2 separate regions of the Homo sapiens genome follow, and region 1 is linked to region 2. Evidence: read pairs that join two places in POLR2A ChIA-PET (ENCODE). Cell type or tissue: Panc1. All regions are shown on one strand. Each heading gives the region's core, and the rest is flanking DNA. Links, peaks and the distances in the headings are about the cores only. Region 1 has its middle 11 kb from the start of MYH7. Region 2 holds the start of LOC124903289 (a long non-coding RNA gene).

Region 1 (2,801 bases), core at 188-2,687, 84 kb before region 2:
AGCACTCAAAAGTGAATCAAAGTGAATTTTGAGAAATGAATGAAAGAGGCCAAGGAAGGATAAGAAAGAGGATGCCAACCCCTTTTAACTTCAGCCCTTCTTTGTTCCTGGACATCCTCCTCTCAGGAGAGGTCACTTGGACAACATCTGTCTGGGGTCAGAAGTGACAGTAGGTGCATGGTAGACTCTCGGGTCATGGGAGATTATCCTCATGGCAGAGTCACCTGTCCCTGCTTGTGAAAAAGACTTTTTTTTTTTTCACAATGGTAGCGTTGGCATAATGATGCCTAGTAATTACTTTTGCAAGGCTGGTTCTGAAATGCCACATTTTTCATGCTCAGAAAAAGGTGGTCATTTTATCTGGTCGTTTTTCTGTTTTGAACTCTGGAACTCATCCTGAATGTCACATTTGTACCTGTTCTTTGTGTGGAAGCTCTAAAGTGGCCTTTAGCCAAAAGTCAATCAAAAGTTTTGAGCAAGATCCTAATATAGTTGATGACTGATGCAGCCCTTGAGCTGACAGCTGGTGTAGCATGGATGGCTGGATTCCTGATGTGAAAGTATGAGACCAGAAGCAACTGAAACGCCCAACTCTCTACTCTCATTCTGCTCTGTGCTGCTCCCCCTCCTCCCCACTGCGGGCCCCACACGAAGCCAATACTAATTCCCCAGTTTCTGCCTTTTCAGAGACCCACTGTGTGCCCTGCCCAATCAAAGGGAAAAGGTGGGATGGAAAAAAGGAAAGAAAAATATAAGATAATTATTATGGCTCCTGACAGCTCTGTCAGTAGGATAAGGGCCTGAGATATGGAACCATCCTCTCTTGCAAACAGGGAGCATGCATGTGGAGGACCAAAGGTGGGAGGAAGGCTTGAAATCAAGAGAATGGAGGGTGAGAAAGGGAAGTGCAGGGAGTGGGGTCTACAGCCCCAAAGGTGAGCCTCAGGAAGGCCTCACCTCTCTGGGCAGTGCCAAGAATCCTGGGGAAGAAAATATGAGGAGTGGCCTGGCTCCCAGCCCTTGTGTCCTACTTCCCCTCTCCCATGCCTCATTATACCTGAAGGGCCAGTCCTGCCCCTGTCCCTGGATGCATGTGAGAACCCAGGAGGAGGACCTGCATGGGCTCTGGCCTACACTTGGAGTCTCAGCATCGTCACTCTTGCTGCTGTGCCCTAGTTCTAGAAATTCAGCTTCTATCTTGTTCCTAAGACTTGGGCCCCACCCTGTGCCGCAGGCCGGTAACTGAGCCCTGGTTCCCTCTGCCAGAGGCCTTGTCTTGGTAACCCTCTTCGTCTTCCTGGCCCTGTCTACTTCTCAGGGATTAGATTTTTCCCTTAAGCCCCAGCCAAGAAGCCAGGGGCACTGTTTCCTGCTCATAGAAGGAGATAGCATATTTTGATAACTAAGAACATAGATTTTGGAGTCAGACTTAGGTTAAAAAATCCTGGCTCTACCACGAACCAGCTATGTGACCTGGGTGTGTCATTTACCCTCTCTGAGAAAAAACATGCAGTATCATGTGCAGTCTTATGACCCAAAATATAATCCATAGACTGGCAGCATCAGCATCAGTGGGAGTTTGTTAGAATTGCAGAACCTCAGGCCCCAGCCTAGATCTATTGAGACATTAGCATGTTAACAAGAACCCAAGGTGATTTTGTGCACATTAAAGTTTAAGAAGCACTAATGTAGAGGAAAGAGCACAGGCTCTGGAACCAAGAAGATCTTGCTCTGAATCCCAGCTCTAAACCTCAGTCTTATCTGTAAAATGTGGATGGCAATACCTACTCCATATACTTATCTTGAGGATTATGTATATGAAGTTACAGGCACATGTTCTAAGAAACAGTGAATTCACTAACAGTGAATGTATCTATTACTATCTATGGCCTGCTTGGCTTTCCAAACCTGTTCCAGTGCCCTCTTATTAGAACATCTTCCTGATTCTGATTGCTTTAATAGACTACCTCCTTTCATCTGCTGCCAGGCTAGTCCACATCCTTCCAGCCTCTGCAATGAGAATATTCTCTGAGATCTGCCCCATCTCACTGGGTCCTGTCTAACTCCAGATCCCAGGTCCTTCCAGGCCTACTGTTCTGCTCCAGTTAACAGGAACACAGCTTACCACACCCCAGGAATTCATTCCACCAACATTGATTAGCACCAGCTTTGTGGCAGGCATAGTCTTGACTTTGGGAGCTCACAGAATAATGTTGTTAAAAAGATTAACTGAGGCACATAAGATTTAAAAGAGTTTACTTGAGCAAACAGCAATTCGTGAATCAGTCAGCTCCAAACCAGAAGTGGCTGGGGGGCTCCACTAAGGGTACACAAGTGGGAGGCTTTTACAGGAGGAACATGGAAGTAAGGCAAATAAAACATTTGATTGGTTACAGGTATACAGCTGTCTTATTTGGTCTGTCCTGTTAGAAAGTCCCTAGTCACATAATTATAAGTTTGTTGGTTGCTTCTGATTCATTGAGCTTAAGTTCTGTTTTTCTTTAACATAGGCATTTACAAGAAATAGCCCAAGTTAAGTTTCACTTATGTTCACAAATCAAGCAAGGTTAAGATCACTTAAGAGGCCTAACTGGCTTTTCCTGCTCAGGGATTCCTCAGGCCCAGTGTCCATTTCAATTACTTTAACACCGTAGCAGGGCAGACAAGCACAGAGGTGGTTACAATATAACAGAACAGGTACTATAATGGAGGAAGTACCAGGTGCTATGAAGGGCAAAGTCCGGATGCCATGGGAGCATGAAGCAAGGCCACGTGATTTGGACTGGCGATCAGGGAAGGCT
Region 2 (2,801 bases), core at 277-2,776:
CCCTCCTATCATCTCCCTCTGTGCTTGACCCTGCTGGGCCAGCTCTGCCCCCGAAAGTGCTGAACATGTGGAACTGGATCTGGGTGGAATTTCTTAACTGTGCTATTCTGAGTGAAATAAGTCAAAGCATGACAAAATTACGTCTGCCTTTAGAATATGAGCAGATCTCAGTAAAGCCAGGCCCCCACTTCAGCTCTTCCCAGTTACCCCAATTCTGACCGTGGTCTGGTTGGCACTGTCTCTGGAAGGGCCAGTCTTGTTTTCTGTCTCTTCTGAAGCTGAGGATGAAAGAAGAGGAGATTAAGGAACCCTGACAGCCCTCAAGATGATTTGTAGCAGAGAGCTTCCAGGGTAGGGAGTTGGGCACTAGAGAAAGGGCAGGAAACTCAGTAGATAGGTGAGGCTTGGCAAGGGCTGACTCCGGGTCAGTAGGATGGTCAGGTCTGAGTTCTCAAAGAGGGCGGAAGTGCCTAGCCTCTCGTGGCTCAGCCTCCCTTCCCCCTGATGAGCCCTTTCTTTAATCAGTTTTGCTCCTTGAGCACAGACATTGCTGGGCTCCTGGATTACTGCAAGGTCCCGTGAGCGTCTCAGAAGGTAGGAGGACTGGGGGGAAGGGAGGGAAAACTCACCCAATTGTTCTGTCTTGTTCTGGGCATCTTTCTCAGGGGTGGGTGGCTCAGCTAAGGGGGTGACAGGAGCCTTCCCTGTGTAGGATGGGGGGAGAGTCAGCTTAAAGAGGTGTGGCATCAGGGAAGGGAGGACATAGGACAGAGGAAGCAGGACAAGCAGCCAGTCAATGAAGGAGAAAATGGATGGCTCAATCAGCAGGTAGGAGAGTATGAAAAGCCAACAAAAAGAAACACCCACACAGAAGATAGAGGGAAAATTACAGTATTAGAACTGGTAGGGCCTAAGAGATCATTTTATTAAGAGTCCAGTTCCTGTCCTTTTATAGAAGTCCAGCAGTAGACAGCAGAAACAAGACCAAACTCAGCTCCCTGTCTTAAATGACCCAGGAAATGGGAAGCCCCAGAGAAATGTAGTAGGAGGGGCACTGAAGAAGGAAGCCTTGGCTGAATGGAAGCAGCTGCTGCAGTGAGCAGGAAGTGGCAGGTCTAGCTGGAAGAGGAGATTACCGCTCAAGTAAGAATTGACAGATGTGTAGGAATTTATTTTCGGTGGCAGCCTAATTAAAGTGTTAAAGTTCCTTAACTCCATTCAGCCCTGCGCCAGGATCGTTAGCTATTGATCTGGGCCCCTCCGGCACTTAACTCCAGCCAGCATATTGGCAATTCAATTAGCACCAGTCAATGCTGCGTGTTCCTGGCTCCTGCTGCCCATGCCCTCGCCCTTGCCCACCACTGGCTCTGCAAAGCCCGACGCCCATGCCCACCTCTGGCAGCCCCTTGCAGGCTCTTCTCCTGTACCCTCTGGATCAATGGTGCCTGGCTGGCTGTTCCCGGCCTCTGCTGGTACAACCTCAGCTGCCTAAGGGTGACTCTAAGCCCAGCCTTAGGGCTGAAGACCTCCTAGGAGACAGGAAGAGGCTGGGAAGCTTGTCAGGGGCCTCTTCCCATCCCTGCTGCCTTTGGATCATGCCCACAGCTCCTATCTCCTTCCAAGAAGCCCTGGCCCAGCACAAAACAGGTTCTCTCTCCTTCCTACCCAGCTCCAGCCTGCCACCCTCCAGCATTACCAGGACACTAGTCACTACTCAGAATCACTGGGTGGTTCCTCTTCACCCTCTTCCTGTTCTATGTCATCCACCCAGCAAAGCCCCTGCCCTTCTTTGCCCCTCCACTCAAGGTAGCCTCCACAGTGCCTGACACGCTCATTCTGTCTTATCCCTTCGCAGCTTCTTCCCATTTAGTATAGGTGGCCTACAGGCCCTCTTCGCCTTCCTTGTATCTCTAACTCCGCAGCCCCCCTGCTCCCCACATCCTGCTGCCCTCCCTGCCCAGCTCTTATTCTCCAGTCCCTTCTTCCTCACCGGGAGTCCGGAGCTGCCCGTGGCTGAAGCTCAGGATGCTCTGAAGAGCTGCGAGTCCTTCCTCAGTGGTTGGGCCATTCTGTAGCAGCTGCAGACGCCTCTGGGCCTGGGCATCGCGGTGGGCAGGTGTGCGCAGGTGTTGCAGCACAGCCAAGCGGGAGGGTGTCTCCCACGCACACAACAGGCAGTGGTATAGCCCCAGCTCTGCCCCTGCCTCCGCTCCCTCCATGTCCAGCAGAAACTAGAACCATGGGAAGAGGCTGGCTCAGGCCCAGAAGGGACATGCCAGACCTCAGGGGACTTTTTTTTTTTTTCTAGAGAGAGTCTTGCCCTGTTGCCCAGGCTGGAGTGCAGTGGCATGATCTCTACTCACTGAAGCCTCTACCTCCTGGGTTCAGTGATTCTCATGCCTCAGCCTCCCGAGTAGCTGGGATTACAGGCATGCGCACCACACCTGGCTAATTTTTGTATTTTTAGTACAGATGGGGTTTCACCATGTTGGCCAGGCTGGTCTCGAACTCCTGACTTCAAGTGATCCTCCCGCCTCGGCCTCCCAAAGTGCCGGGACTACAGGCGTGAGCCACCGCACCTAGCCTCAGGGGACTTCTTTGCCTTCCCTAAGGGAGACTGACTAGCAGCAGCCCCCTCCCCACCCCTCGCTTCCTGCTCCTGAAACCCCCCCTTTCCCTCCTATGGCCACCTAAGTATTATTGCTTGCTCTCCCCAACCCTTTCTCTTTCTCCTACCACTCCTGGACTCCCTCCCAGCATGCAAATGGAGTCTGGTTCCATCCTCTTGAACCTCTGGTGAC

Evidence for each region. ChIA-PET counts read pairs that join two places held together with the same protein. Peaks named below come from ENCODE experiments on the same cell type or tissue, not always from the same donor. Only the 100,000 strongest peaks of a DNase experiment are listed, where the experiment ranks them.
Region 1: POLR2A ChIA-PET joins it to region 2 with 18 read pairs; 2 of 35 experiments call an interaction of 5 or more read pairs at or near these places.

What each region holds. Positions count from the first base shown.
Region 1 is chr14:23,445,440-23,448,240 of GRCh38, forward strand. No RefSeq gene overlaps it. Among named protein-coding and RNA genes, the nearest start is that of MYH7, 11 kb to the left of the region's middle. In Panc1, for the core only: no CTCF peak of the experiment used is centred there; no DNase peak of the experiment used is centred there.
Region 2 is chr14:23,529,491-23,532,291 of GRCh38, forward strand. It overlaps ZFHX2 (zinc finger homeobox 2), which reads right to left. Exons shown (of 10, transcript NM_033400.3): 4 at 1,991-2,231; 5 at 630-704; 6 at 220-278. It overlaps LOC124903289 (a long non-coding RNA gene), which reads left to right and starts at 524. Exons shown (of 2, transcript XR_007064079.1): 1 at 524-594; 2 at 956-2,801. It also overlaps a transcript of THTPA not described here. RefSeq lists an enhancer at 2,793-2,801. In Panc1, for the core only: no CTCF peak of the experiment used is centred there; no DNase peak of the experiment used is centred there.